Regions from separate parts of the Mus musculus genome. Here region 1 is linked to region 2. A link is a loop called in an ENCODE intact Hi-C map of the cell type or tissue named here. Cell type or tissue: gastrocnemius. All regions are shown on one strand. Links, peaks and the distances in the headings refer to the core of each region. The heading gives the core; the rest is flanking DNA.

What was found. Peaks named below come from ENCODE experiments on the same cell type or tissue, not always from the same donor. Only the 100,000 strongest peaks of a DNase experiment are listed, where the experiment ranks them.
Region 1: it touches region 2 in a loop (2.2-fold over the local background); 9 of 42 quality-filtered maps call a loop at or near these places.

Annotation. Positions count from the first base shown.
Region 1 is chr10:41,441,457-41,457,972 of GRCm38, reverse strand. Zbtb24 (zinc finger and BTB domain containing 24) reads right to left here and starts at 7,615. Exons shown (of 7, transcript NM_153398.3): 1 at 7,443-7,615; 2 at 5,905-6,884; 3 at 2,778-2,945; 4 at 2,217-2,300; 5 at 1,358-1,441. The coding sequence starts at 6,853. In gastrocnemius, for the core only: no CTCF peak of the experiment used is centred there; DNase peaks (open chromatin) are centred at 7,621 and 8,108; H3K4me3 peaks cover 2,276 bases; H3K27ac peaks cover 1,729 bases.
Region 2 is chr10:41,495,692-41,512,207 of GRCm38, reverse strand. It overlaps Ppil6 (peptidylprolyl isomerase (cyclophilin)-like 6), which reads right to left. Exons shown (of 8, transcript NM_028430.1): 3 at 13,658-13,846; 4 at 10,521-10,583; 5 at 10,277-10,424; 6 at 9,156-9,212; 7 at 4,649-4,784. Among named protein-coding and RNA genes, the nearest start is that of Ppil6, 14 kb to the right of the region's middle. In gastrocnemius, for the core only: a CTCF peak has its summit at 6,528 (motif pointing right); a DNase peak (open chromatin) is centred at 6,553; H3K27ac peaks cover 970 bases.

The DNA of each region.
Region 1 (16,516 bases), core at 3,848-11,847, 55 kb after region 2:
CGCAGGCAACCTCTACATAAAATAAATAAATCTCAAAAAAGCTTTAAAGAAAAACTCATTGGAATCAGAAATGTAACAGATTTTTTTCTCCAGATTTTAGAAAAACACATACACTCTCTCTCTCTCACATACACATACACACACACACACACACACACACACACACACACACACACACACACATTTTAGGGAGGGGATCAAGTTTATACAGAAAATTCATCATGTTTCACATAAACTTCCTGGATAATTTTAGACAGTACTTTTAGTGTGCATAAATTCTGACTGTGATCTATTCCATGAAGACAGGCGTGGCACGTTCTACTGTGGTGTCACACTGACTCAAAAAGTGACTTGGAACATTTTGGGATTTTGGGTGTTTCTAGTCCCAGACACTTGAATAACAATTAATCTGAACTAGCTTTTCTTAGGGAATTACTAACCTGCATTTAAAAATCAAAGTCCAAAGAGTCTAAAAGTAAACTACTTTTTGTTTGTTTGTTTGTTTGTTTGAGACAAAGTTTCTCTGTGTAGCCCTGGCTGTCCTGGAACTCACTTTGTAAACCAGGCTGGCTTTGAACTTAGAGATCTGCTTGCTTCTGCCTCACAAGTGCTCAGATTGAAGCATATACTAGCTGGGCAGTGGTGGCACATGCCTTTAACCCCAGCACTTGGGAGGCAGAGGCAGGCGGATTTCTGAGTTTGAGTCCAGCCTGGTCTACAGAGTGAGTTCCAGGACAGCCAGGGCTATACTGAGAAATCCTGTCTCGAAAAACTAAAAACCAAACAAACAAAAAAGCTTATACTACCACTGTCTGGCTTAAACTGCTTTAATATACATTATTAGTTGACAACTTGACAGAATTATTAAATAATCCAGCTTAATAGAAGCTGTTCCTTGGAAAAATCTTACAGGCTTATTTTTTAACACATATCCCTTTCAAAATGTACAAGACAGGCAGGTGACTTCTGTGAATTTAAAATGCGCACTGCCTTCTGCTCACCCTGCCTAGGTGGGAGGCGCTGACTTAATGCATGGGGTGTAAGTGTTGGTTCCAGGGGACAGAGCAGAGAATTCTATACCTTTGTGTCTGCTGTATGTCTCCTTTTCTAAACAATTCTTGTTGTCACCTTCAGTACTCAAGTGGCTGATAATGAGGCACAGAACCAGACTGGCAGACACCGTGCGGTGAAATGAACCAATGTTCACCTATGAACAGCCCTCATCAGGTGATCTCCATTTTCACAAGCCTTTCCCTTTGACTTTCATAAAGCAAGCTTGCAGCCCACGGGCAGTAAGCACAGCAGCCCTGGAGAGCAAGTGCATGGCATGGTGGAGGCTGAGAGTGGCGCCCTGTACCTGTGTGTGTCCGCAGGTGCTTCTTCAGCTGGGACACGTCCATAAACTTTCGGTGGCAGTGGCTGCATTCTGGTAGTGAGTGGCCTTGCCGCAAGGATAAAAAAAGTGTCAGTGCATGCATGCTCTCCCTGCGTCTCTCCAGTGGTTTGTGATAAAGCACTCGCTGAAAGATAACCACTTTACATGCGGCACTCTATCACCTGCTGTGTCACAGCGCAGCCTTCCCCGAGAGCTTCCCCTCACCCTTCTGAAGACCCTCTCTCCAGACACCCGTAGGACTGCTCACCTGCACGTGAAAGGTTTCTCCCCCACTCCCTTCCATTCTTATTAGCTAGCAGGAAGGAGAACAGGAAGGACATTTAGTAGATCAGAAGCCATGGGTAACGCATGTCCTTCCAGGTGACACTAACAACAGCCAATCAACCGAAGCCTCTTGGGCAAGCAGCACTTTTGGATATAGCAGTTCTGTGGTTGTTTTATATTTGGTTCCAAAATTATAGTACAAACATTAAATTGAATCTTATGTAGTGCAGAGTAACGTGACACCCTTTGACCTTTTTTTGGATACAGTCTCAGGCGTCCCAGGCAGGTCTGGACCTTGAGGATGATTTTGAACTTCTAATCCATTTGCTTTTACCTATCAAGTGCCAGGATAACAGATGTGTGTCCCATGCCTAGTTGTATGTGGCACTAGGGACTGAACCCATGGCTTCACTCATCCCTACTAAATGAGCTGCCTCCTTAGCCCGACTGTTTGTTCAAACTCGTTCACTCTGTATGATGAACGTACTGGTTCACAAACACTTTGTATCTGCACTTGCCCTGGCAATGGAATTTTCTCACCTTATTGGTATCGTACCTGTATGGACACGATAATGGCTCTTTAGCTGTCTTTTCTGGCTGAAATATTTTCCACACTGATCACAGGTAAAAGACTTCTGTCCTGCCAAATGGAAAATAAAATTTCAACCATGCCAATAAACTGAAGAGAACTGGGATACTAATAAGGTAAATACCACAATGCCCAGGTTCCCGCTTTCTAGGAGTGATAGATCTGTCTACACACCCAAAAGGTGGCTTGTCAGAATGTGCAGAACGATGCCAGACAGACAGACAACAGGGAGCAGTGGAGACTGGGCTAGGGTTGGAGGTTTCAATGGTCCCAGAGGACTATAAAGAGAATTCTAAACTCTAGCATTTAAGCAAAACATTTACATGCACACTGCATGGCAAGAGCCAGTAATACGGTCTAGCTGAAGGCTGCTGCTGCTCAGAACAGCATATTAGATGCATTTTCCTGTCTTTCAGTGACACCATGTGGTAAATGACACCAAGCTGAGAATACACTATTTAAATGCAAGAAATGCCCACTGCTGGAATGGGAACCTGGTATCCTTCTAATGTAAGCCCCGTTCGCTACCTGAGTGCAGGCTCATGTGCTCCAGCAGGGAGTGCTTGGTGGTCAGCGCCTTGCCGCACACGGTGCAGGTGTATGGCCGCTCCCCCGTGTGCATCCTGGTATGGACCTGCAAGGAGTGCTTCTGAGCAAAGCCCTTCCCACACTCATTACATTTGAAGGGTCGTTCCCCTGCAATCAAACCCAGGAAGCATGACGTGAGCAAGGACCTGTGCATTTTTTTCTCTTCTTCCCAAACTAAAAATATACAATACTGAATCATTTATGTTAAATAAATATTTAGGGCAAACATTCCAAGTCCAGCAGATAGGTGAGCTATCAGCAATAAAAGTCTAGAAAGTGGAATAGATGAAATCAAAGCTGGCAGGCGACAGCTATGAGATGCAACCTAACCTGTAAGACTCGGCCTCTAAAGGTTTCAGAATGGTCCCACTCGTGGAGCGGGTAAAGGACAAGGGACTTAAAGGGAAGGCTGACACCTGCCTATACTCATTTTTCCATTCCACACACCAAGAAGACAAATGTCTCCCCACCAACCACCAAAGGAAGATGGAGACTGTTCTCTGAAGAGAGTAAAAGGGTCTCTGGATTAGGGGTTACCTGGCAGTTGAGTGGCACCCGCCAGGAAGGAAAGTCGGAATCTCTTTGGGGATAAGGAGAACCCTCTTCCTTAGGCCTGGCAGCCAGGCCTAGCATCTCTAGCTAGGAGAGTAGAGGGTATTTCCTGGAAGGAGCCACAGATGCCCGAGGCAGGCATCAGTCACGAGGAAGTCCCTGTCAGTGCCAACACTGCTTCACAGGATGCCTTCATACACAGAGACACCAAGAGCTTCCAGCGCCCTCATCTTGCACACGATTAAGTAAGTGTTATTAGAAAAAAAAAAAAAAAAAACCCACTGCATTTGGGGCTGGAGAGATGGCTCTGCTCTTAGAGAACCCTCGTTGTGCTCCCAGCACCAAGAGGGTGATCCCCAGCCATCTGTAACTCCAGTTCTAGGCCATTTGATACTCCCTTCTGACCTCTCTGGGGACCAGGCATACAGATGGTGTACACACATACATATATACATACATGCAGGCAAACACACATACACATACAATAAAGAAGTCGTTACAGCCAAGGGAAGCCTCTAATGGCGAAGACAGACACCTGGACAGCTAAGGAAAAACAGCTCTGTGTAGAAAACATCAGGGATAAGGGGCAAAGTGGCAGATGTCTGAAATTCCAGCATTTGGGAGGCTCAGACAGGAAGATCATGAGTTCATGGTCAGACTGCCACATAATGAGGTCATGTCTCAAACAGAAACAAAAATTAGATTGGGGTTGGGATTTAGTTCAGGTGTTAAGCACTGTCCAAGGAAGTATAAGGCCCTGGAATGGGGGTTATAGAAAAACTTCAGTTCTTTTTTTTAAAAAAGGTAGAAATAGCAAACCCAGAGGCCGAAAAATACAGTGAAAAGAAAGCAATGACGAACTGCAGGTGAACGTGAGGAAGCTACAAGTCAGGTCGGGAAACTGGGGCAGCAGCAGTTCTGGGCAGGAAGACCAGCGACACAGCAGCAAAACAGTGTGAAGTAGCTGAACGCAGTCTTCTGGAGTGACAGCGTTCTGATGTACCTGATAGATACCAAATGGACCTGAGACTTCCAAAAGGAAGGAAACACGCATTCTAAGGCTGACTGCAAACGTTGAGAATCCAAGAGGGATAGACTGAAGAGTCTAAAGATGTTTCCCTTAATTAAGTTTTATTAAACAATATAATGTTTTAAGTTAGGTACAACTTGGGTAAAAATAGCTAAAATGCAATCTACTATTAGACTCCATTAGTTACAGAATCCCATTAAGAAATAAAATAGAGCTGGGCGGTGGTGGCGCACGCCTTTAATCCCAGCACTTGGGAGGCAGAGGCAGAAGCAGGTAGATTTCTGAGTTCGAGGCCAGCCTGGTCTACAAAGTGAGTTCCAGGACAGCCAGGGCTATACAGAGAAACCCTGTCTCAAAAAAAACAAAAAAATAAATAAAATAGAATCCACTACAGCTCTACATGTATTTGAGATTTTGTTCTGTTCAAAGTCCCATAATTCAGGTTTTCAACATACGTAATCTCTGGGGAGCTTTCTTTTCTCACTCATGTATCCCAGGCCTGCCTTGCATCCAAGGATGACCTTGAATTTCGTCATCTTGCCCAGTGGTGTGGGGAGGGAAGCCAGGGCTTTGTACATACTGTAAGCACTCCATCAACTGGCCTACATCCCTGAGAAACTTCAAACATGGATGATCCAGACAAGTAAATCAGAAGCCTGGGTGTGGGACGCAGGAAGCTGTAGCTCTCCCTGAGGTTCTAATGTGCAAGTTGAGTCACATGACAGCAAGAGAACAGATAAAAGTTAAAACACTAGCACTTAGATTTAAGCTTGTGACAATTAGAACCCGAGCTGACCTGAAACAGGGTGAACTGGACAGCTCAATAAAGAGCTCAAGGGTTTCCGGGAGAGATGCACTATCCAATATGGTAGCCATCAGACCTATGTGGTTATTAAAACTTATGTTAACTGGAACAAAATTGAAACTCAGTTTCTCGATCTAGCTAGCTATAATTCAAGTGATAAAGTGTCTACGTGAGGCTGGGGATGCAGCTCAGCTGTAACTGCTCGGGTGGCATGCGCATGCTCTCTGGGTTCCAGGCCTGCTACTGTAAGAGGGAAACAAGGTCTGTATGTTGTTAGTGACTACCATATCTGTCACATGAAGAGGACAAAAGGTACTTCAATCACAAGGGCCAATGCCAAGTCAGAGACACCCAGAAGATATTTACAAGATGGCTAAACTATAAAGATGTCCACAGAACAGAGCAAGAGAATGCTTCCGCAAAGATGAGGAACAGTCATGAGTCAAAAGGCAAGAACTGCTTAGTGAATCAGGCTTGAAGGGTCATGGGTGAGCCTGCACAGAGGGAGACCATCTCCTCATCTGCACACTGGAGATAGTACCTACTGTGAGGTGACAACGAGACCTAAACACAACACGAAGGCTTTATTGCCATGTCTACCATGTAGAAACAACACAACCGTCCCAACCACAATTCCAAACTCCCCAACCAATCGCACCACGTCTGGAAATCGAAGTTACCCGTGTGGCGTCTCTGGTGGATTGCTAAGAAGTGACTATATTTAAAGACTCTGTCGCAGTCTTTACACCGGGCCTCGGGACCGCTGGAGCGCTTTTTTCTTCCACATAGCCTCTTGGCAGTACTCTGGTCATCTTCATCTCCAAGAAGCTTGTAGTCTTTGAGCTTGACAGACCTGCGGATTCTCCGCCTGCTGCACCTACTCTGGCTCTCCTGTCCATCCCCAGCCTTGGGGTCAAAGTTCTCGTCCTTTTCAGCAGGCACCTCCTCCACGCTTCCTGGCTCACCAGCAGGCTCTGATTCCTTGTCTTCTGGAGTCTGCTCACTCAGCTTGACACTGTCTTCTTCTTTAAACACAAAGTTTTGTCTATTCTGAACTGAATTGTTCACTCTCAGCTGCAGCTCTCCCTCTGCAGCCAGTTCTGATCTCCCTTCCTGCAAACCATTGGCTTTTCTTGGTCTTCCCCGTTTCCGTTTCAGAGGATCGTTCTTCTTATTGGAAATAACCACCACTGGCGTCCCAGTGCAGTTCAAAGCTGGTGGCTTTGGGGCGCTATGGTTATCCTGGAAGTCTGCGTATGCCTTTACCAGGTCATAGACTTTTAAGAACTGAGCAGTAGCCAGGATCTGCTCTGTCGTTTTCTCACTGGCATGTAGATAACCTGTATAGATAAATTCCAGCAGGATGCCAAAGGTGTCTGCAACCATGCCTTCCAGCATGTAGATAGACTGGCCAATCTCGCCCTCTTCCGCAAACATCATTGAGAAATACTCGCTACTGGCGGCCAGCAAGGCTTTATGGGCTCGGAAATGCACATTCTCCACGATTAAAGTAATATCACAAAGAAAGCCCTTCTTCCTTTGATCCTCCAGACTGGCCAGCACAGTGTCACTGTGAGTGTCTGAGTGTACCATAAGCTGCCCACAAGGCTCCGGGGTTGTGTCTGCCATTTTCTCCAGAAGACTCTGAAGAGGCTTAAATCTGAAATAAAAAATCAATGTTTATTTAGGAAGAAGTATTGCCTAACTAGACTGTTCGTGTTCCAGCTGTCACAACCCAGTTTTTTTTTTTTTTTTTTTTTTTTTTTTACATTATCACCTTCTACACTCTACTTGGAAAGCCAAGCCTTGGGTTCCTCCCCTTGTTGCGGCTACCCTGCTGGATGCCTCTCCAGTACCCACATAACCTCTTACGGTGGGGAATTTCCTCTGGAAATTAGAGAACGGGTTCAAAAGTCTGTACGGCCCTCCGGTCCGTTAACTTTGTAATTAAACTTTCAAAGTGTGGCGGCACAAAGTTGGAGTTGGGGGTGTGCTGCCTCGATGCTACACACGGAATAGCTGTTTCGACTATAGGAACATATATGAGAAATATGGGAACGAACCCACGCAAGGGAGATCTACGGTGAAATAACGCGCGGATTCAGAGGCCCCGCTCTGAGCAGCGGCGCCCGGAGCTCCGTCCCAGGCCTGGGGCCTGAGTCCCGCGGACGTTCCGCGGCCCAAGGCCCCGGGCCGAACCAACCGGCCGCGGACCTACCTGTCAGGGCCGCCCCGCAGGGACTTGCTACGGTCAGCCCACCCGGCTGCCCAGAGGGCACTAACCGGGCCTGTCGCCGGTCCCCGCCCCCGCCACCACTACGCTGTAGCTCCGGACTCCCGGCGTCTGTCAACCCGGAAGCGCGCACAAGGGCCGTAGCATCACGTGACCCCGGAGCCCCGCCCCGAGGGCGGGCTTTGCTGTGGAATCCGGAAAGGGAGGGTCTGGTGCGGAAACCTGCCAATCTGCGGAAATTTACCTCCAGTTACCCCGCTGAGTTTCCTTTAGACCTCAGTAGACACCACATCCGCTGATTAGATGCTGAGCATAAAGACGGCGGTGGCTTCAATCAGCAGATATTTACCTCCTGAATGAATCCTCTTCCTCGCTTTCCTTCCCAAGTTACTCATCCTCAGCTCTGTGTTTATCCATAAAATGGAGGTGTTAACCTACCTGGTACGGTTAGAATGAGCTTAGTAAGTGCTTGGCTTGGCTAAAAAGACCGAAACGACCGCTGTTTTTATTTAGATTTATGGCACTTCTGAGAGACTATTGAGGGTTTCAGTTGTCTCAGGACAGTGTCGCTCCCTCTGAGACCTATGGGTATGGGAGAGTTCTCTAAATAAAAACCTGGGTAGGATCTGCTGTGGCTCTGTGTTCCGGACCAATGCTCCTAAGTCCCGCTCAGATTCGTTCCGGACCTACTCCAACTGTGCCAGCAGCTTCCGCTCAGCGTTTATGCATCGCGTGTACCTAATTATCTCTACTTTGTCCACTTCCAGATTATAAATTTGCCATCTATATTGCCCACAATTTGGAAACTAAAGATGGAATTACCAGCCGGACTCTTTCTTTCTTACTAGTTTTTATTAAAAGTGTAAGACCCCCAAAGCTGGGCCTCCGCTCAAGTCCCGGGATGAGCTGGCCAGCACCCCAGTGTCCCGAGAGAAAACCACACCTGATGCAAACTGCAAGAGGTTTTATTATCAGCTAGCTGAGGACGAAGTGTCTCCCTAAGTGTCTCCGCATTAGAGATCAGGGAAAACAAGCTTGGGGAACGTCTAGGGGCTTTACCTTCCAGGGAGAAACGCTCTAAGTTGGGGTCTCACAAAAGCAGCTCATACCACACAGGTATGAGCTCTGTGGTTTCCCCCTTATCTTTACAGAGTTATCTAGTGCACTCTATCCAGAGCTCCCTCGAAATCGGTCAGATATGTGGGCGTCCGAGTGGGATGCCAGGAGAGCTTTGCTTGACTTCTGCACTCCAGAAGGAACAAGGGTGGTTGTGGGATTGGGGATTTTGTTCAGTGATAGAGCACTGGGTTCTGGATTCTGCCCTCAGCACCGAGAGGAAAATAATAATAATAATGATAATGATAATAATGATAAAAAGACAGAAAGAACAAGGGTCAGTCTTTCAACTTTGCTTTCACATAGGTTTTTGTTTGGTTTTCTGCTGAAAGAATTGCAGTAAAAACAATGCAATAAAAACTCCACAGAGCCAAAACTAGATCAAATTTATCGAATAAGCTGCTATTTAAAGGAGAAACTGGTTATCGGTAAGAGTGTCACTCGGAGCTGGTCACCAGGAACCACTCTGAGGAAGACTGTCAGAAAAGGCTGGTTGGACAAGGCTGAGGTGGCCAAACCAAATGTGAGATGCTCACAGCTAGATGTAGGTTAATATTAGGTGAAGATGTAGGTTAATAAAATGAAAGCCAACAAGATTTAAAATGCTCAAAATATTTATTACTTTGAAATTTGAAGAATTTAAAATGTCAGCTCATAGCAAAAATCTAGAGTGTTGAAGATATTGATGATAATATTATTAGAGCATAGATTATACCCTTTTATGAGTAAGATTGCTAATAGAGGAAATAGTGAAATAAATGGGTTATCCAGAATTTTTCCTCCTTCTTTTCCATATCTAATTTCCATTATTCTACCCCTTCCCACCTGAAAGAGACAGAGACAGAGAGAGAGAGAGAGAGAGAGAGAGAGAGAGAGAGAGAGAAATCAACAGAGCCTCCTGTCTCCTGGCCTCTGGATGGATTGGGTCTGTGGAGAACTTGACCCAGGAGAAAGGAGAAGGCTTATCATTAGCTGGCAGATGACAGTTAGTGGAAGTCTTCTGTGGCAGTGAAGGTAACAGAACCTCTGTGAGATCTAGGATGGTTTGCTGATATCTGCTGAAGAAGCTGTAGTCCAAAGCCCATCATGACTTCTGGGACTTGAGAGGAACAAAAGGATAATCGTGCTGTTGGACAGTACCAGCACAGCTTTATAGCCACACCTTCTCTTCCTCCTCCCCACTTTCTCTTTGTCCTCCTCCTCCTCCTCCTCCTCCTCATCTTCCTCCTCGCTAGTCTGATAGTACTCCTACTCCTATTTCCCAGCCCTATCCTCTGCACTACACCCAAGTGGTATATATTGGCTTTGAAAAAAAAAAGATCTAATTCAGACAGGAAGAGTGCCTGAGAATACAGACAGTGTACACCTGCTTCTATACTGAGGGCTCTCAGCACACCATAACACAGGTTTGATGTGTTTGGAATGTCTTTTATCCTGGTTAAGAACTTTCAATTTTGGGTTGGAGAGGTGGTTCAGTGGTTAAGAGCACTGACTGCTCTTCCTAAATTAGGCCCTGAGTTCAAATCCCAGCAACCACATGGTGGCTCACAACCATCTGTAATGGGATCTGATGCCCTCTTCTGCTGTGTCTGAAGACAGCTATTTATTTATTTATATAAATAAATAAATCTTTTTTAAAAAAAGAACTTTCAATTTTGATTATTTTCCCCCAATTTCACATGTCTTGATTCTGATAGGTCATTTAATTTGGATGTTACCCCCTTGGAGAGAATTGTTTTCTGAACCACCCCCAAATTAACTGGAGATGTATCTTTCTCTACCCAGTTCTTCATTTATAAAAGCAGAAAACCAACCCAAACCAGAAACATCATCCCCAGCTATATATTTGATATTCTGTTTGAATTTCTTTCCTTTCATCTCCAGGATATGAAATTTTAATACACTTAACTGAATTCAATATATTTTCAAGTGAATTGAGAAGGAAGTAAAAAGTATATCATAAAATTTAAAGTGTTCAACACTATAGTGTATTCCTTTGAGTTTTGAAGTGCTTGGTCACGTTTGCTCACAACCATCCGTAACTGCAGGTTCAGGGAAGTCAGTGTTTCTTTCTGACCTCAGAAGCACCAGGCATGCGTGTGGTGCAGTCAAAATGCTCATACATAGAAAAGAAGTAAATCTAACAAAATTAAAAGTGCACTGTGAGCCGGGCGTGGTGGTGCACACCTTTAATCCCAGCACTCGGGAGGCAGAGGCAGGTGGATTTCTGAGTTCAAGGCCAGCCTGGTCTACAGAGTAAGTTCCAGGACAGCCAGGGATATACAGAGAAATCCTGTAAAACAAAACAAAACAACAACAACAACAAAAAACAAAAACAAAAGTGCACTGTGGCCGGACAGTGGTGACACATGCCTTTAATCCGAGCACTTGGGAGGCAGAGGCAGGCGGATCTCTGAGTTCGAGGCCAGCCTGGTCTACAGAGTGAGCTCCAGGACAGCCAGGGCTACACAGAGAAATCCTGTCTCGAAAAAAAAACCCAAACAAACAAATAAATAAAAAAATGCAATGTGTAGGAATTTGATCCAATAGTGCATAATAATTCAGTAATAGACTGTCTGACACACTGTTCACAGTCATGTGTACGGTGGGTGACCTGTCTGTACCTCTCCCATATAAACCTCTGCATGTCTGTGTAGCTGCATTTGCATGTGTGTGAGGGACCTGCACTGGCCAGAGCTATAAACCATCCTGGGAAATTCGATTTCCCAGTACTTGAGTCCCCTGCACTCTGTTAAGAGATGCATTTACTCAGAGGATGTGATCTTGTGGGAAGAGATAAAATAAAGGGAACCATGTGGGTTCGGGTCCTAGCTCAGCTCAGTGACATCTTCCTGAGAGAGAGGACAGTTGTCTACACCTGTGCTGGATTCAGCATCTTCACAATAGTGGCAGCTGAGACACTAAAACTCACAGGGCAGCGTCTTTGAGGTCATCTCAGAGAGACGCTTCAGAAACCCCTTCCCCTTTTCTATCCCCAAAGAGGAATCAGAGAGTCTTAACAGCTCTGTGATTGGTCTTGCTGCTTCTTGAACTCCAGACAGAACACTGTAAAGTTGTTTAGTGGTTGCTCTATATAGCCTGAAAGACACTCTTCCAACCCTAAGGCAAATTCCCCGCCCTCCATCAGTGCATATAATTTATTGCAGTTATCACATAGCTTTTAAAAATCTTTGATTTTACACACTAACAGTTCAAAATTAAACAGCATTTTAAGTTATTCCCACTGAGAAAGATAAAACATGATTGCCAAAGCTTGATGTCAGTCTAAGATCTAGGACAAAGGAAGACTGTGAAACTAAAACAAGGAAAAAGCAATCGATCACTCACAATCCTCCCGTAAGCCACATTTCTTAAGCTTTCATACAAACTCCATACTCCAGACCCCTTCATTAGATCCTTTGTCCCACTGTAGTCTCCTCTGTGTGTACAGCATCTTGATAAGTGTGTGGACCACTACCCTAGTATTTAGCACTTCTTTCTTTGAGATCCAAACTTGTGTGTCCTTCCTCCAGCCTTGAGCAGGCTAAATAGACCTTAAGTGTTTGCCACATTTGGTCTTCTGTGGTCCTAGGTGACATCTTCTGCACTGCCACAACAGTAATTTCCTACAGGAGCAGACTGCCTGCTGAGCTTGCTTTGCAACATAATTCTGCTGAAACAAAGGATGGGTCTGTGGGCTCTCCCAATATAAATACGGTGCTAAATATTAAACTTTGAGCCTTGATCAGAAACCTTTGTCTTGGCTTCATCTGAAAGACCCCCGACGTGGGTAGTCAATCAATCTGAGGAGACCCTCTCAAGGACCAGCGAGACCACGATTCGGATGCAAACAGCAAGAGGCTTTATTGGGAACACGGGTACCCGGGCGACGCAGTCTATCGGAGGACTGGCGCGCCGAGTGTGGAGTTTTTACCCTTTTTATAGGGCTGGGGCTGGGGAGCAAAAAGCGCGGTTACAGAAGCGAGAAGCGAGCTGGTTGGTTAGTTCGAATAAGGCTTGGGGTATTTCTCGGTCATTTGGGGAAACTGAGGTGGGACTTTTTAGTTCTAAACAATGTCTATTTTCAAGAAATGGGTATGGGAGGGGTACGAGGAGAGGGTCTAATGAAGGTTCAACAATGGGCACACACCTGGTCAGAACATTGGCAGACACACAGGTTCAAGGAGTGGCCAGAGCTCTGTGCACCTCTATTTTTCTAAATCAGTGAAGCTAGTTCTGCTAACACTGACGTCTGAGAGCCATCTGTTCTTGGCCCTGAGCCGGGGCCCAGGTGCTTGACCACCGATATTTGGCCCCTGTCCCGGTATTATTCAGCCTTAATCTTTAACTGTTAATCTTTAACTGAACTTTCTTGTAACTTTTGAGAACTTAGCTCTGGTACTTTTTCATGCCTTGCAAAATGGCGTTACTGCAGCTAGCTTGCTAAGCCTGATGGTGGGGTCTTTCATTCCCCCCTCTTTCTGGAAACTGAATAAAATCTTTTATTCACGTGATTCCACTTCTTCTGGATCTATTGATTTGAGTTGGTGATACTGTTGGGTCAAAACCAGGGCCTGCACTACCGAAATTCTGTCTTTTACAAACTGGACCAAGCGGTTGAGAATACAGGGTCCGAAGAGTAGGATTAATAAAAGTATTATCAAGGGGCCCATAATGGTGGATATTAAGGTCGTGAACCATGGGGACCTGTTAAACAGTCCCTCAAACCACCCTTGTCCTGATTCGAACAATTTTTGTCTCTGGTTCAACCTTTCTCTTAGCTTTGCCATGCTATCTCTTACTACGCCAGTGTGGTCCGCGTAGAAACAGCATTCTTCTTTTAGGGCAGCACATAATCCTCCTTCTTTTAGGAACAGTAGATCTAATCCCCTCCGGTTCTGTAGGACCACCTCAGACAACGAGGTCAGAGACTTTTCTAGGGCACTGACTGACTTTTCTAAAGCCCCAAGGTCTGTATGTATGGCTGCCTGGAGCTGCTCGAATTGTTTGGTGGCCACTAGGGCTGTAGTCCCGGTTCCTACTCCTGCAGCTATGCCGCCCATAGTAAGTCCTCCCAACAGCAGGGCCAGAGTTAATGACACCGGCTCTCTTTTATATTTGGTTTTTCTCTCAAACTGGCCATAAACATAACCAGGGGAGTGGTAGGTCACCTTTGGCCAGAGCTCAACCAGGACACAGTAATCGGTGGTGAGGTCGAGCACAGTGGTAGATAGGCAGGGAGTGAGCCCGGTGTTGCAAGCCCAAATGGTCCCGGCGGGAGCAGCCAGATAGTAGGACCCGTCGCTCGTCTTCTGGGTGGTATTACACAGGGCCTGATGGGTTTTGGGAACTGCTCCTACGCAGAGTCCCTGTCCGGTCACTTCGGACAGGGTCAGCTTGTGTTGGGAGGCCACGGAGCAGTTAGCTGGGGCAGAGGTATGGTTGGAATAAGTACCTAGGACGGCAACCCCTTCGTAGTAGGGGGGTCCCGCTACCAGACACAACCAGCACTCTTGGGTTTTGTCAGGACTGGTGAGGTTGAGAGCTTGGTAGGCTCCATCTACCAGGTTTAGCAGCCTGTCTCCCGTCCCAGGTTGTTGAGAAGGTGGGGCAGTCTCAGGGACTGTAGAGGCTGCGCCTGGAGGAGGAGGCTGAGGAGGCCTGGGGAGCATGATCTGCACGGGTCGGGAGGGGGGTAACTGGTCAGTGATCACGGGATTAGGCCCAATGGGGACGCGGGGCCCTATATTGAGGACCTGGCGGGTCAAAGAGAACCGGGTCACCGGGTCGGTCCCTGTGGATCGGTACAGTCTTAGTCCCCATACTTTGGGGCCATCCCAGCTGGCCTTTTTGCCCGCGTCAGTGAATTCCAGGACTAGGGGATTGCATCGACCCCCCGGTGTGGCGCCCTTGATGTCACTGGAGACCGCTGAGGAATCATAACAGGGGCCCTGATTCTGAGGGGTGTTTCTTCGCTTAAGGGAAATTAGGTCCCATGATGATGATGGCTTCCAGTATGCCTGTCCAGTGGTCTCACAGCCCCATTTGCCACAGTAGCCCTCTCTCGGCCCTCCACACCCTGTTGGTACAGTATGCCCGGGGCAAACATAGAAGTCAAATGTTCTTGCCCTTTTTCTTCCCCCGGGAGTGCGACACCCGAGTCCAGTCTCATCCCAGTCGTCCCCTATTAAATCGCACAAGTCAAAGTACAGTTTAGGAAAGGCATCGGTCATTGTCCCCAGGAGGGAGGTAGCATTAGCTGTTTGTCCTGTCATTAAGTTGGTAACTCTCCAAGTAACATTGAAGACCTGATGAGGGCTGTCATGTTGTACTGATACTCCTGCCCTTATTAAGATTCCCAGGACTATTAGGGGGCCCCACGGGTTAATCTTATCTTTAAGGGGTTTTGAGAACGCTGGACCTTCCATGTCGGTCCTGATGCTGTTCCGGCCGGAGGGGTTGTCGCCGCTTTTACGTGAGCGGCGTGGATCCACGCAGCGATGCCGTCTACTTTGAGAGCGGTGGGGGTGGTCAGCAGGACGGTGTAGGGTCCTTTCCAGCGAGGTTCCAAGTTCTTAGTCTGGTGCCGGCGTACCCACACGGTGTCGCCGACACGGAAGGGGTGTGGTATCACTGGCTGGTCCAGCTGGTCCTGATAGGCAGCGGCCAGTGGCTTCCAGACCTCTCGTTGTACTGCTTGGAGGGCCTGTAAGTGAGCTTGGAGAGAGGGGCTATTAGTAAACTTTGACATTTCAGGATCATGGAAATTAACAAGGGGCGGGGGCGCCCCATACAGGATTTCATACGGAGTGAGTCCATGGGGGCCCGGAGTGTTGCGGGCTCGGTAGAGGGCTAAGGGAAGTAGGAGTACCCAGTCTCTAGTGCCAGTTGCAAGCGTTAATTTGGTCAAAGTCTCCTTGATTGTCCTATTCATTCTTTCTACCTGACCTGAACTCTGGGGTCTGTAAGCACAATGTAGTTTCCAATCAATCCCCAGTAGCTTGGCCACCGACTGACTTACCTGGGAGACGAAGGCAGGCCCATTATCAGTCCCCAACACTTGGGGCATTCCAAACCTTGGAAATATTTCTTCCAGAAGTTTCTTGGTCACTATTTTGGCAGTTTCATGTTTGGTTGGGAAGGCTTCAACCCAGCCAGAGAACGTGTCCACGAATACCAGGAGATACTTGTACCCATACAGTCCGGGCTTCACTTCAGTAAAGTCAATTTCCCAATGGGTGCCTGGTCGATGTCCTCTTACTCGTGTTCCGGCCCTGATCTTAGTCTTACTGGCATTTACTTGGACACAGGCTTGGCATGATTCCGCCACCTCGTGGAGGATCTTATCTTTATTTAGCATGTAATAGGGGCTTTCTTTCCTGTCTAGAAGTGCCCTCATCTTCTGATAGCTAAGGTGGGTGAGCTGGTGAAGGAAGTCTAATAATTCAAAGGTGAACTGGTCAGGCATCACAGGTTTACCTTGCAGGACCCAATATTTTTTCTCTCTATCATATGTGGCTCCCAACTCTTGTAGGTTCTTTATATCTGTCTCAGTATAATGGAAGAAGTCTGGAGTGTACGGGGTTGAGGTCTCTATGAGAAGTGAGGAGGCCTTTGTGTCAGTCCCCATGGCTGCTTCCCGGGCTGCCTGGTCCGCCATTCGGTTGCCTTTAGCTTCAGCACTATTGCCTTTCTGATGTCCTGGGCAGTGAATTATACTGAGTCTTTTGGGCAGAAAGAGAGCTTTCAGTAAGGCCAAGATTTCGCCCTTGTTCTTGATCTCCTTGCCTTCTGAGGTGAGCAACCCACGTCTCCTATATATTTCTCCATGGACATGGGCGGTAGCAAAGGCATAGCGGCTATCAGTATAAACATTTAGCTTCTTACCTTCTGCCATCTTTAGGGCCTGGGTGAGTGCTATTAGTTCAGCTCGCTGGGCGGAT
Region 2 (16,516 bases), core at 3,441-11,440:
TGCAGTCCCAATTCACCTATTTTTTTTTCTTGCATTGTTCATATCTTTGGTGTCAAATTGCAGAATCAATGCAAAATCCAAGTCGTCCAACTTTCTCTTTATTAACTTTAGATACCTATGTGGGTTTGTGCACATGTGTGTACCCAGGGAATCTTGGAAGCCAGAAGCATCAGATCTCACTGGCCCTAAAGTTAGACCATCTAACTCAGGTCCTCTGCAAGAGCAGTACAGCTAGCTCTTAACTGCTGAGCCATCTTCCCAGCCCCCTGACTAACATTACCTTTTAGTCCATTGATATCACCACACTTAAAGTGAACTTCTCATAGGGATATGTTGGTTCTGCAACTCATTACCTATTAACTGGATGTTTAGATCAATTTAATTAAAAAATTAAAAATATGGTGGAGACAGGAAGCCACATGCACATTCAGACACAAGCAAGTGCATCAACACACGTGCACATAGCTACACAAACATAAACTTGTAACACATATATGCAAAACCAAACAAAAACCCATACAAACAAACCTATCAGAATAAGGCATGGAGACAGGCCTAGACACAGACTAGTGTCTTCTGCCATTGCCTGGGTTGGATCAGTAGCAGACAGGAGTGGGGACAGGTTCTATTATATAAACCCTGACAGATGTGACCAGTGCCAACCATGAGCACACATGTATCCTCTTCATCTGCATCTGGGCTTCATTTTGTCACCCCAATTGGAAGCCCCAACACAGGTTGCTGTTTAAATGCTCCCTCCAAGGGGGGCGGTTTGAGAGGTGACCGGATCATTAGGGATCTGCCCTCATGAACGGCCCGTGGTTTTCACAGGACTGAGTTAGTTATCTCCATGTTATGACAGTCTACAAGCCTTCCCCGGATGCCCAGAACCATGCTCTTAGACTGCCCAGTCTGTGGAGCTGTGACAGCAAGAGGAGATGGGTGAAGACGAACGTCAACACAAGTCCATGTGAGCAGAAGATAAATGCAGATTCACTGTCTAATGAGGGAAGGCAGGAAGCCTTTTTCCAATCAGGTCTCACACAGTCTGAATGTGCCCCTCTACTGGGATGAGGATTGGGGTACAAGATATGCAAGACCAAGTCGCTGCTTTAAGTTGTTCACAATGTGCCAGAGGCTCAAGAAGCCACAATCTGCCACAATCTAGGACCTAATCCTTGAACAGGATTTCATCAGACTGAAGGGAGACAGAAAGGAACAAGATGAGCGAAGCCCAGGGACTGTTCGAGGGTGGTGACATTAGGGACTGACTTCAGCTCAGGTACCAATCAGACTGCTTCTAGATGTACATCCAGCCCTGAGCTGCTTAAACATCTCTTCCCTAGTTTCCCCACACCTGGCTTAGGTACTAATCTTAAATGCAACTTAGCCAGCCTCAACTGATCTCTTGTAAATCCTCCTCTTGTGGCACTCATGGTGGATGATACCATCTCCTTATTATCCAGTTCTGAAACCCTAGGAGTTATTATAGACCTAGCAGTGACAATAGGTGAGTATCAAAATGTATTTAGAACTGGGGATTTAAAAGATGGTTCAGTAGTTACGAGCACTTGCTCTTGCACAGACCCAGAGTTCAGTGCTCTCTCCCACTGGAAGGCTCACAACCACCTCTAAGTCTCCAGCCAGGAATCCAATGCTCTCTTCTGGCATCAGCATGCACAGCATCTCTCTCTCTCAAATAAGTATGTTTTCTTAGTCGCTCTGGTCACATTTCACGTGTTCAGTGGCCATGGGTGTCTGATACCTGCTGCTGAACAGGGCAGTGGAGACTATAAATTGCCATCATTTCAGAAAGTACAACACTGGTCCAGACCCTGCTATGCCCTCACCTTCAACATCTTTAGTCATCAAACTCCATGACTGTAACCTGAATATCATTGGCATTTGCTCCCTCCCTCCCAGCTTGCCTGAACTGCTTGTGCTATAGATAAGAGTTTCATCTGTACCTCTCATGACTTAGACCTTCCTAACTGGACTCGATACACTCTCATTCTCTTCCTGTCTACTCTTGACTTCTACAGAAATCTTCTCAATGAGCCACTCAAGTTGCTCAGAATTTATAAGTCTTCCATAGTTCCTCGTCATCTTTGGAAAAAGTCCACACCCTGAAGCATGCATAGCACCTACAGCCCAATAGACCTTGTTTATCCCATTTCTCCAGTCTATCTCTATTCTCCCTTAGGCTTCACATTCTAGCTAGCCCAGCTGAGCTGTAGGCATGCTTGTTTCTTGTTCTTTAGGGCATTGTAAGCACTCCTTATTCATTCTAAAAATTGATTTGATTCACTGTAATTTCTTCTTCCTCTGTGTGGCTAATGTTCTTCTTCACTTTAGCTCACATAGCTTTTCCTGTCCCTTCCCACCTACAACCCTCTGGGACTGGACCCCAGCATCATTTCCAACTCACTCTTCCCGACACTTCTACCCTGTGTATGCATGGAGATCTTACAAGCTTACAGTTTTAATTCTTTCCCCATGAGGGACCCTGGGCAAGGCCATGCTGTGGGTTGCTGCACTGTCTCCTGGTAGGCAGTCCTAACGTCATCTCACTAGAGGACTTGCCTTGGATAGGCAAGAAACTTCCGTTCTCCAGGCCTTGCTAACCACACGCGGGCTTCCAGAAGCTGAAATGTTAGATCCCAGGGAAGCAGTAGCTTCCCTGGGCAGGAAGGTATATTTCATCCACCTCCAACAAGACTAGTTGCCTAGTTTGTTATTACTTTTCTCCAGCTACCTCTGTGTTCTGTGGGGTCCTGGGGAGATATTCCAACCTGACTGAAACTACTGTTTCCAGAGTTCAGGGGCAAGGTCAGCTGAAACAATAAAAGGGACACACTGCCTCCCTGAGGCCAAGAGTGGCGATGACAGTAAATGGGTTCTTCCCCAAGGACAGTCAAGGAATCTTTCCACAGAAGGATCAGAAGGATTGATGTTGGCTTGTACTCTGGAACTTGGGGATGTAATCTTAACCCACTTCAAGCCTTCCAAATAGAGCAGATGCAGCCCTGCGCTTTCTTTGCTTCTTTGCTTTTGGTGGGGTTCTTTCTGTGGGGTCTAATGTCTCTGAGAGTCAGGCCTGTGTCTTGTCACTCTAACCATCAGTAACAGCAGATGGCAGGTAGCCCATAAGACTCTTACTGAATGAATCACGAATATAGCAAAACTGATGGCTGAGAAAGGGTGTGGGGCATGAGGGTCAGTGAGGAGTGCCGTACTGGCTGTCCGCTGTGCATGCCTGCAGGGGCCGGTGGTAATGGGCACATTGCAGTTTTATGGGGTCCCATTTGTGTCTGGGAAAGGCGGCTGTAATGGGGTAGAGGGGTGAGGGACATCGGCAAGATGAAAGAGGATGTTTAAATGATCCGAGAAGAGTTAAAGTTATTTGCATATAAAATTAATTCAAGCATGCATTTTCAACACATGCCTTTAGGACATGCACTGGGGAGGCAGAGGCAGGAGGATCTGTAAGTGTGAGGCCAACCTGGTCTGCAGAGTGAGTTCCTGGACAGCCAGGGCTACATAATAAGGGTCTCTTGTGAGACCCTGTCCAAAAAAAAAAAAAGCCAAAAAACATACACACACACACACACACACACACACACACACAGAGAGAGAGAGAGAGAGAGAGAGAGAGAGAGAGAGAGAGAGAGAGAGAGAATTCTAAAACCAGAATACTTGATTGGTGTGAGAGAAATGGAAAACAACTCATTATTTTAAGTTCTGAGTCTATGAATGAAAAGTCATCTAATTAAAGCTACCTCTGGAAGCTTTTGGAAGAACATTAATTTCCTACTCTTTCCACAGAAAGCATTAAATTAAAGGCCTATTCAGTTGAAGTGGACAGTGATATGAAAGTCATTCATGAATTGCAGAAATGATCCACAGCACCACGGGAAAGACAGGCTGCTTGCGTCCTCGTGGGCCCAGCAGAGAACAGAACACAGGGGACATGGAAAGTCTATCCATTACCCACGGTGGCCCACAGCCTAATGGGCTTCTTACTAATAGTCCAGTAATTATTATAGATACATGGGTAGGTAGATACATATAGAAAGACAGATAGATGAGTAGACAGATCATTACCAAAGCTGTGTTTAATTCCTGTATTTAAAAATTTGTGTGTGTCTGTGTGTGTGTGTGTGTGTGTGTATATGTGTGTGTGTATGTGTGTGTGTGTATGTGTGTGTGTGTATGTGTGTGTGTGTATGTGTGTGTGTGTATGTGTGTGTGTGTGTGTGTGTGTGTGTGTGTGTGTGTGTGTGTGTATGTGTGTGTGTATGATTCATGTGCGTGGTGTGTATACCATGGTACGTGTGCTGAAATCAGAGGACAATTTTTATGAAGTTGGATCTCCTTCTACCTTTATGTGAGTTCTGGGAATTGAACTCACATATCATCAGAATTGTGCAGCAAGCATCTTTACCCACTGAGCCATCTTGCCAGTCCTAGTTTCTGTATTTTATGGATAACAAGGTGGTTATAACTCTTTATTGCTAAATGTGTCTATTATTTTTGCTTTTAACCCTATCTTTGGCTAATCATAGACTATGTACAATAATCATGCAAATATTTTGGGCAACATTTTATATGTATGACTATAATACAGAAAAACCTGTCATATACATACCCAAAAGCCACATATTTTTTATCCAAGTAGGGAGCTGCCTGTAGTGTGATGTAGAATTGTGACCCATTGGTGTGATGGCCCTTATTGACCATTCCAAGAACTCCCCTCTTATTGTGAGGAATCGAGAAGTTTTCATCTAGGAAAGAATAATCAGCAGGTCACTGAAGAATCTGTATTGTTTACAACAATTACAGTGTGTAAGGAACAAAGAAAGCCTTGGTAACAGGCGCTGTCACGCGCCAAGCTGTAAACATCCCTATTAGTTTAAATTACTTTCAAATATTTAAGTAAACTTTTCTAAAGCTGTAAACTCTTACTAGAACTACTACTTGAACATTTAGCTCATTTGTGCTTACACAGCTTAAAAACTACTGTTCTTGGCATACGCGAAGCTCACAGTAAATGGCAACAGAGTGCCTGGGTTGTTCAGCAGTGCAGCTTCGTTCAGACAACTGATGTGAGCAGCATGAGCCTTTCTGAAATCCATCACGGGTCTGGCCCGCCTGCAGCTCTTACACAGAGCTCTGTCACAGCCCTTAAATACAGTGGAGTCACCAGTCTCTACAGTTTACACGGTGCTTCCTGTCCTCTGTGAGCAGGACCCCCGTCCCATTACTGTCTCAGGCGTGCTCCTCCATATTTATGATAAAGAAAGCAGTCTGTGCTTATTGCCTCTCATACTCAAGGCCACTTTCACCTCCAGCCTCCTGTGGGTTGGCTTTTGAGGGATGGATGGCTTGGGGTGTATACGTGCAGATGTGTAAAGTTACCCGGGAAAAGAACAGAGCTGCCGAGGAGGCTACCATTTTTAGAAGTCTCGTCCCCAGATTTGTTACTGTGATAATTAACCTCATTGCCAAATTGACAGGATTTTCAATCACCTTGAAAATGCAGCTCGGGGAGTGTCCAGGAGACGTTTCCAGAAAGGTTTAACTGAACAGGGAGTAGTCACTCTCAAGGCGACAGCACTGGCGGGCTGAGCATCAAATTTACCTCTCTGCTACTGCCACGCCTTCCCTGCCATGCTGGACCACACCTCCCAGCTGTGAGCCAAACAAGCCCTGCCTCCCCTCCCCTAAATGCTTTGGTCAGATAGCTCGGCACAGAAACATGGCTAACAGCCTCCAAGTTCAGATGTACTAAATCAAGTGGGGCACGACAAAGTCGTTATCCACTGACTACAAGGTTCTGACTTGGTGATTTAGCTCAGCGGTCAGGTACCTAACCTGGAATGTAGAAGGTGGTGGGTTCAATGCTAGCTTAGTTAGTTAACACATAGCTACCTAGATAGCTGGGCCTCAAACTAAGGAAGAAAGATTACAATTCCAAGGCCTGCCTGACTCACAGAACTCTTCACAGACCCACCTCTACAAACAGTAGTTTTCAAGGCAAAGCCTATAGTTATTATAGTAGTTATGTAGTTACATAAAACTGTATGCAGAGGCCAGAGGTTGAGGCAAGTGAGAACCCTCACTATATATACTGAGGTAGGTAACTCAGTGAACCCAGAGCTCACTGATTGGGTAAGCCTAGCTGTCCAGCTTGCCCTGACAATCCCTTGTCTCTGCCTTCTTAGTGCTAAATCAGAGAAAGGCTGCCAAGACAGTCCAGCTTTTATGAGGGTTGCTAGGGATCTGAGATCTGGTCCTTGAGTGCCTTACTCATCCAGCCGTCTCTTGTGCTTTAATATGCCACTGATGAAACTTAAGGACAAGGGATGGAGAGATGGCTCAGCGGTAAAGAACACCGACTGCTCTTCCAGAGGTCCTGAATTCAATTCCCAGCAACCACATGGTGGCTCACAACCATCTGTAAAGGGATCTGATGCCCTTTTCTGGTCTGATTTTGTGTGTATGTCTGATATCCACAAAGGCCACAAGAGGGCATTAGATCCCCTGAGCTGGAGCTCCAGGCACTTGTGCTGGGATGCAATCCAAGGCTGTCTGTAAGAGCAGCCCGTGCTTGTAGCACCAAACCATCTCTCCACCCCTGATACTTTCTGTAAAAGGATGTAAAATAGTCTCTCTCTCTCTCTCTCTCTCTCTCTCTCTCTCTCTCTGTGTGTGTGTGTGTGAGAGAGAGAGAGAGAGAGAGAGAGAGAGAGAGAGAGTATGCTTTCTGTAAAGGATTTAAAATATGTGTGTCTGTATATGTGTGCATATGTGCCACACAAGGCATGTAAAGGTCAGAGGACAACATTTTGGAACTGGCCTCTCCTTCTAGCATGGGTTCTAGGGGCTGAACACAGCTAGCCTGGGCTGCACAGTGAGCACTATTACTGCTATGCCATCTCACCAGCCCCAGTAAGGAGATTTCTTTGGACTACATCACACTGTAATGGAACTGACTATAGCTGAATGCAGGGGCTTGCCCCACCCCTTGGTAGTGCAGCCTTTCAATAGATCAACAGAGGCACAGAATTTCTGCTGTCTTTGTCTTTGTGATGTTCAGAGGGGCCAATGCAACAAAGGCCCACACCTATGTCTCTCCGTGGTCAGAAGGAGCTGCTATTCTACTGTAGTATTTCTTTCTCACTTATTAACTATGGTGAGGTGGGGAGGGAGAGGGAGGGAGGGAAAGGGGGGAGAGGGGGGAGGGGGGAGAGGGGGGAGGGGGGAGAGGGGGGAGGGGGGAGAGGGGGGGAAAGGGGGGAGGGGAGGGGGGAGAGGGGGAGGGGGAGGGAGGAGGGGAGAGGTAGAGGTACCTGAACCTGTGTACAAGCTTACAGAGGACTATGGAGGTTTGACTGAGTATTGTCCCTATGGACTGGTATATTTAGATGCTTAATCATCAGTTCATAGATTATTTGAAAGATTAGGCCATGTGGCCTTGTAGGAGTAGGTGTGTTGCTGGGAGTGGGCTTTGAGGTTTTGATAGCCCATGCCAGGCCCAGTGCCTCTCTCTGGGCCTGCTACCTGCTCCCCAATGTGATGATAATGGACTAACCCTCTGAAACTGTAAGAAAGCTCCCAAGTCAATGCTTTCTTCAGTAAGTGTTGCTTTGGTCACGGTGTCTCTTCACAGCAACAGAGCAGTGACTAAGACAGGGACAGAAGAAGGCACTGGGTGTCTTGTTCTACCACTCTTCAGTTGTTTCTTTAAGCCAGGGTCTCTTATTGAACCTGGAACTAAGCTGGCCATCATAAGCCCCAGTACCCCCCACCTGGGACACATGTGATACAGGCACATACGACCATGCCCAGCTTTTTCTATGGTGCTAGAATCCAAATTCAGGTCTTCACGCTTGGGCGGCAGGTGCTCTTGCCCACTGAACCATTTCTCCAGCCTCTGGAATACTTTATAAAGAGATTCTCTCTTTCATTTAGTATCTGTCTGTCTATCCATTTAAGTATCTATCTAAATATGTATCTATCTTAATGTTATTTTTGAGATAGATCTCACTATGTAGCGCTGGCCATCCTGGAACTTACTATGTAGAACAAGCTGACCACAGAGATCTGCCTACTTCTGCCTCCTAAGTTTGGGAATTAAATATGTGAGGCCATATCTAGCTTAGATACTTCTCTTTATCTATAGACTGATATATTTCACACAGAGGACAAATAGATGTTTACCTCAGTTTTCAAGATAATTTTTTAGAAAATATTTATTTTTATTTAAATACATGTATATGTGCATGTGTGTGAGAGTATCCATGCAGTCTAGAAGAGGGCACTGGATCCCTTAGAGCTGGAGTTATAGGTGGCCGAGAGCTACCTGATACGGATGCTGGGAAACAAATTCAGAGCCTTGCTAAAAGCACTATGCACTCTTAAACACAGAGCCATCTCTCTAGCCCCAAGATAATGAACTCTTTTTCTATCATTCCTCCAAAGGGAACCAGTTAGATTATTTTATAATTCAGTATCATTCTGAAGTCGTGGGTTTAAAATATATGTTGGCCTCCAACCAATTGCAATTGCTATTTTTTCTGGAGGTCAAATTCCCATATCTTTGATGAGTGATAGCCTCTTCAAATTGGCTTTGTTGGCATTTTGCCACCATTCTAGTAATCCTTAATACCATTCCTACCACCTGGTACAATAAGAGGAAACTATTCAGTACACTGGGATTTGTCCTAAAGAAACAGGCCAGTGAATGTATAGACAAAGCCTCTGTGGGCTGGACCAAGAGACAGTTGAGACAGTCTCATGTAGCCCAAGTTAGCTTCAAATTCTACATATCTGAGGATGACCTTGGACTCCTGATCATCCTGTCTCTACCTCAACAGTGCTGGGATTACAAGCAGGATCCACCATACGCAGTTGACGTGGCCTAGAGATTAATCCCATGGTTCATGCATGCTAGGCAAGCAGACATACTACCAACTCAACTACATCTCCAGTGCCAGTAAGACAAAGCTACACTTTAAAAACATCTCCAGTTTGAAGGGTAGCACTGTTTTAAACTCTCGTCTCTACTAGATATTATCACCAGTTGTCTTATTTGAATTCTTTTAAGTGTGAATAATCAGTTACCATGACTGACAAACTTGAAAGCTACCTACCTTCAAACGTTGGTCCATAAATAGACTCTCCGTCGTCTCCGCGCCCCTGTACTATATCTAAGAAATGACAACAGCCAGATCAGAGTGCAGTGGCGACAAAGAGCAGGTGCCTTAGGTTTGATTCTGCTTACATCTTACATCTAGAGTAAGGCGCCCAATTGAAAACACTCGATGATCACTTCATGTTAGCCTGCAATCATTTCCATGTTTATCGATTCAGTACGTTATAATGGAAAACCTTTGAGAAATATTAAATTATCATATGGTCACAACGTAAAGAAAATGCTCACACAGATCGACTTACTTCTTTGGGTTTCACTTTGCTTTTCCGAGGACTGCTAAGATTAAACTGAGCAAACAAAATGGGGAAAGTTCTTTCAAGACGGGGTTTCTCAGTGTAACAATGCTGCCTGTTTTGGAACTTCCTTTGTAGATCAGGATGGCCTTCAGGTCACAGAAATCTGCCTCCTCAGTGCTGGGATTAAAGGCATGCACCCCATGCCCAGCAAATATCGATTTTATATGTGTGCTTTGCTATGTATTATGTTCATTCTAGAGCTGGAGTTATGGTCAGCTGTGAGCTGCTATCTCAATGCTAGGAATTGAATCCAGGTCCTCTGCAAGAACAAGTGCTCTTCACCACAGAGCCATCTATTCAATTTCCTTTGAACATGAATAAAACTAGATTCTCTAGGTGCTGGGACGGTAGCTCACATGGTAAAGTGTTTTCTGAAGACCTGAGTTTCATCCTCACCATCCACAGAAAAAGGAAGCAGGTTGGCATATGCTGGAGATCTCGTGGATCCTGGAGCTGACTGTCCAGTCACCCTGGCTTAACTGGCAAGCACCAATCACAGTAAGACACCCCATCTCAACAGACATCTCCTGAGGAATGGTACCTAAGGTTGACCTCTGGCCTCTGCACATGTGCATACAAACCTGCAGGCACCCTACCCACCCTCACACACAAGTAGATCCAGCCAGGTTTGTTAGTGCACACCTTTAATACCAGCATTCAGGAGGTAGAGGCAACTTGGAGGCCAGGCCTAAGTCTTTATGAACTCTCTAAAGGTAAATGCGTGAAAGTCTGGGAACTTATTTAGTTTTAGTTTTCAGCTCACCTCCTCCTTGTATCCAACCATTCTGAACTACTCGATGAAAAATCGAATCTTTGTAATGAAGCTTTGTGCCTCTCTCAGAAAATCCTGACGTTCCTGTGCACAAGACCTGAAAATTTGTACATGTTCTGGGACATGCATCACAATACAGCTATAAAATAAAGATGAAAGGTTTCAAAGATTACTCCATACTCATCAATTACAGACGCCTTAAACTTATTTGAAAAAGATAGCAAAATTCTCTTACCTCAAAAATCAGTCTTCCAATTGGAGAAAGATCAATACAAATGTCCAAGTACACAAAATCATGCTATTAAAATTAGGGAGAAAAAATAATGCAGGTCAACGTTGTGTAAGAAAGTTTTAGAAATGTTAAAAAAAAAAATAAGGCATTCTTTTCAGTGATAAGATTTTAACCACAATACAGCAAATACAAGCTAAGCCATAATACCAGTAGAAAACTCAACAGTAAAATTAATGACTTAAAAGAATTTTAAATTTTATTTTACCAAGTCTTTATAACCCACATTACATAGTAGTTAAAAATCCTCTCAGTAGTGAACAGTATTAACTTACCATGGCCTAGCAGGTCACAAAGTCCAGAGCTCAGAGTGGAAAAGAACAGGGGACAGTCCTCCTGGGGAAAGGAACAAACTAGGGATTCTTTTGTACTCTTCTGAGTAGGTTTGGGAAAAGATCCAAGTGAGTGTCATGGAGTTGGTTACTGTGTGTCCTGGATTTTCAGAGACTGTGGAGACCAGCGAGAGCCAAGCCACACCCATTCCGACTGGGAAATTAAGGCCACTGTGGCTTTGGCAGCCTAGGCAGGAACAAGAAGGGGATATGCTTTCTGGTTCTCTTCATTCACCCTCTCCTGAGCTACAGTCCTCTCGTGTCACATGATGCAGCACTTCCCGCAGACACAACTGTTTCTGAGGCCTTGCCTAGCCCTGTAAGAGGGCATCCAAAATTGGTCATGAAGGTTCCTGTCTGTAATCCCAACATTTGTGAAGCTGAGGCAGGACGAGTGCTGTGAATCCAAAGACAAACTGGGCTATATTGTGAGTTTCAGGCTAGCCTGAGCTACGGAGTAACCCACTGTTTCAAAAACAAAACAAAATAAAAAGACACCCAAAACGAATACCTTAGTCTTTATCCCCCTTTTCTCTTAGGGTCAGCCATACGTTTACTGGAGTGTATTTCAGACTTGGCCATCACTGTCGTATAACAGAAAGTTAACTTAGTTAATGCAGTGCATAATTTGTCTTCTTCCTCACGAATCTGGGAATCAGCCGGGCAGTGGTGGCGCACGCCTTGAATCCCAGCACTCGGGAGGCAGAGGCAGGTGGGTTTCTGAGTTCAAGGCCAGCCTGGTCTACAGAGTGAGTGCCAGGACAGCGGACAGCCAGGGCGATAAACTCTGTCTCAAAAAACCAAAAACCAAACCAAACCAAACCAAACCAAAACAAAAACCTCTGGTTTAGAATGGACAGTAAACCATAGGCTGGTCTGTTTTCTTTAGCATCTGCTGCTGGGTTTCCGAATCTATGTAACATCTAATCATCCTTCCTATCTGGGCAACGACCCAGTGTTATTTTATAAGCACTGCTAGAATGTTCAAGGGCCTAGTTCTCCCTCTTCTCACCCTGTGAGAGGCAGGCAGGTTAGAGACCTATGGCCTAGACTTGCCAGACAAGTGCTCTGAAGTCCTGGGGTTCAGGACGTATTGTAAAGATCCAACTCTCCATGTTGAGGGTGGCAGCCTGAACCCACGACTCGTGCCTGATGAACTTGGGGTGGCATCCTGGCTACACGTTCCTCTGGCATGGATGGCGCTGGCCATTTCCCTGGTGTTTGACCTCCCTTGTTTCCTAACTGGTCTCTAAAGCCATTTCCCCAGCTTCCCTGTGAACGGTGAGTGTCAGCAGCACTGCAATAGCCATCCGGCTTCTTGAGGCAGTCACAGTAGCGTCACACCGCTAACACCCAGACTTGTGGCTCAGGCTCTCATTCTCTCCTTATTGCTACTGACACTCCTGGGAACACTGTGTATCTCCGGACTCCTGTCTCTCTGAATGCACTGTTTATTCAACCCAACACTAGGTACCAATATGTTTCATTCCTGTTCAAGGCAGTAGTTAAACAAGGGTCCATGAGACAAAGTCTTTGCCTCTGCCAACTCAGGTCCTAGCAGTGGGTCATTCTGTGGGCACAGGCCAGCATGAGCAGAGGTTACTACATCAAAGGTCTTTTTCCTTTTTCTTTTTTCTTTTTAAATCTTTGTCCTGGATAAGTTTTTGTCAGTGTAACACAAACCTATACATCTTCCTGGGAAGATGGAGCCTCACATGAGGAAATGCCTTGATCATATTGGCCTGTGTGCATATCTGTGGGGTGTTTTCTTAATTGCTAATCACTGGAGGAAACCCGGCTCAACGTGAGCAATGCCATCCTGGACTGTACAGAAAGGTAGCTGAGCGAGCTAGGGGGAGCAAGCTAGTGAGCAGCATCCCTCCACAATGCTGGCCAGCATCAGTTCCTGCCTCTTGGTTGCTGCCTCAAGCTCCTGCCCTGCCTTCACTTGAAGATGGACCATAGACCAAAATCCCTTCCTTCCCAAGTTGTTGTTGGGTCATGGCATTTACTACAGAAAGCAGACTGGGACACCATCCTTCCCTGCTCTGTCTGTCTGTCTGTCTGTCTCTGATGAAACTCATGCTTCCTATCAATCTTTGCCGCTACAGCTGTTGCCAATTCTTTCCTGCTTTAAACTGCCCTCATCCTGTAGTTCAGCTAAACTCCTCAGGTGCTGGTTGTTAATCTTAGTTCCCACTTTTCATACTTCAGATGTCATCTCAATGCAGTAGCTCTCACGTAGCTGTTAGAAAATACTAATTAAAATATTTCAGGGCCAGAGCTGGAGAGATGACTCAGAGATGAAACAAACTGGCTGCTCTTCCAGGGGACACAAGTTCAGTTTTCAGGACCCACATCAAGGGCCTCACAAAAGCCTTTCATTTCAGCCCTCTTCTAGCCTCTGAGGGTGCCTGCACACATGTGGCTCAGCAGGTAAATCTTTTACTTACCATACAGGCCTGATGACCTGAGTTCAACCCCCCAGAACCTACATATCACTGAAGCATAGCGTGGTACACATGCCTTGATATAAAGATTCTTGATAATATTTAATAATAGTAATCACTAGAATATTTAATAATTATATAATAACAAAGATTCAGCCAAACCCTGAACCCATAATCCTTTGCAACTGCCTTAATAAGGTCCCTGGGGATTACACCTTAATCCCTTGTCCCATGTATCTACTTTGTGAATATATCAACGATTGATGACGAACCAATACTATTAGAAATCTGTGTAACTTGCCTTGGTGTCTTTTAAGAACTTCGTGGCATAGTCCAGAGTCAGCGCCTCATACAGAGCGGAGGGCCGGACATCGATCACATCCCACACCTTCTGGGCCCACTTCTTCAGATCAAATGCGTTACCCAGGAGTTGATCATTAACAAAACACATCACATAGGAGGAATAGACCCAGGTTTCACCCTTCAGTTCCTACAGGGAAAGGGGAAATAATGACAGAAGGAAACAACTGCTAAACCCACACACCAGAGCTTGACAAGAATTCTACAGCCCGACTGGCCAACTCCAGAATCTCATCTCTTAAAATATGTTTTTAAAAACCATCTTTTAGAATTCTGCTGTCAAAAAAAAAATCCTTACCATTTTTGAGACTCTTAACATAATGAAGAAAAGAGAATAACTTAAAAAGCAATCTTTAAACTATTGTAATCAGAGACCGATAGAATCTGGTAGTAGTAGTAGTAGTAGTAATAATAATAATAATAATAATAATATGTACATAGAATGTCTGTTGCATTAATTTCTGAATTAAATGCACTCTTTGTCTCCATTTATGAGGTGCATTTTACTGTGTGCATTTGTGGAAGAGGGTCTGAGAAAGACATGGTTTTCCATGCAAAGAACTGAGTGTGTGTGTGTGTATGTGTGTGTGTGTGTGTGTGTGTTTGCGTGTGCTTGCGCACATTCAAGTAAGTAAGGCAGACTGGTAGGGGTATGTGGAAAGGATAGAACTTCAATGTTCAGAACTAAAGTCAAGACTCAGGAAACAGACAATGCTGAGGAACTTTGGAATCAAATTCTTAGTACTTCCCGTTAAGAAATTGTAGCGTGAAAGGAATTGTTAAAAATCAAGCAGGTTTAGTTAAAGTTAATAAAACAGCAGTTCTCATTTATTGCACGAGCGTTGACAAAACCTATTTTACTGAAATGTCAATGAGGCTTCATGACCGCACAGGTTCACCAGCCAGTGGCATGGATGCTATCAGCCCCAGGCCTTTCTGGATCCCAACCTACCACTGTTAAACCACGGGACTGAAATAAGGTTTGACATCATGAGGAAGTAAAATCGCTGCCCCAGAAGTGCTTAACCTCGGAAGAAATGGGTACATCTCTCTCCTTGAGGTCCAGCGCGTGCAATAAAGATATGGGGCCCAGGCATGGGACAGTGATTATTCTGGACAGAGGAGAATAGAAAATGCCTCCGGGGCCAACAGGAGTTTATACAACACTTTTACATTGAAGATGAAACTCATCTTCATCCATACGATGCCGCCATCAACTTCCTAAGCCCCCCCCCCCCTGTGGTCAGAGAAACATCGGCCACTGAGAAGACCCTGCCTGTTGTTTCTCAGTGCCAGCCCCAGCAAACCATGAGTGACTTGGTGCAGCCATTTGGAAGTTATAGTGGAAGCTGATTTGTGAGCCCATATGATTGCCAGACCTAGGGATGATGGGCTGACAAGAGAATCCTGCATCTCTAGTGAAATCCAGGGAAATGCTGGTTCTATAAGCAAAAATACTGAAGTTCCTGCTGCCTGTCACCACAAGCTGCAGTGATCAGGAATAAGAGTTGAGTCTTTAAGCTGTGCTTCATGCAGAAAGCTAGCCATCTGGAAGACAGAGTCAGCATCCTGACTATGCCTCCCCTAGTTGTCTTCGGTTAGCTTGTCTTGCAAGTAGAGACAAAGGCAGTCGTTCCAAGTTCACACTTGCTCCTCTGGCCAACCTTGACTCTGAGATTCATAGTATCCTCACCCCTCCCATGATTTCCCCTGATTATTTACTGTCACTCTCTGTTGGACAGATTTGGATACTCTCTAGACAGCATCCAAGATAAGCCAACAGAAAAGAATGTGGCAGTGTCTACCTGCTGATCTGTGTTTAAGATTCCTCTCTACAACACGAAGTATCAATGTAGCCTCTCCATAGGACATAGAAGTGCCCCATCTGTCCCTCTTGCTCCCACCAGCCAGCCGGGCTTAAGACTGAATTGGAGAAGTATGAGTTTGAGCAACAATTTGCCTTCAACTTGCCAGCGAGCTGTACTGCCAGCTCCTCTGAGGAGCCCTACTATCCTCTAACGTGCTTTGTGTGCCTTTGTTAAAACCTGCTCCAGGTTTTCACTCCAGAGAGCAAACTTGTTCATGATCAATGGCGAATCACTTCCCTGTGTGTTTAGATTTCTTGCTGTATTCCGTAAGACTCAAGCCTGTGGCAAGAGAGGGAAACGTAACTGTGGACATTTTGTTCACTGAGACAGTGGAACATGATAGGAGGCACACATATGTAAACACTTTATCTCTGTCTCTGACGCACTTCAGGACATGTGCTGGCTGGCCTCAAGACAGCAGCCTGGCCCTGATGTTTTCTAGAGCTTTCTGCTACTAACTTCTATGATGCTGTCCTTGTTTGTTTGTTTATGGGTGGAGAGACAGGCTTTCCCACCGTCCCTGAAGCTGCGTCTAGAGGGAAGCACTATATTCTGCAGAAGCACAAGGCCAGAAGAACCTAATGAACTGACTCACTAGGACCCAATGAGCCAGGAAGTTCTATACTCAACACAGACATGGTTGACACTAATAAGGTTAAGGTGACACACATGGGTATGGAGGTGGGAGAAAGAAGAAAGGAGAGAGACAAAGTAAAGCAGCAATGCTGAACTAGAAGACCTCATCAGACCAAGGGGGAAAGCAAGCAGGAGAGTGCACACAAATCTAAGGTAGCCTGGGCTGGAAGGGGAGGGTTCCAGGGTGTCAGGGGGAGGTGGAACCGTGCAAGACGACCTTACACATGGATACAAACCACAGACCGTTGCAGGCAGACAATGTGAGGCTAGTTGGTAATATCATACACTAGACTATA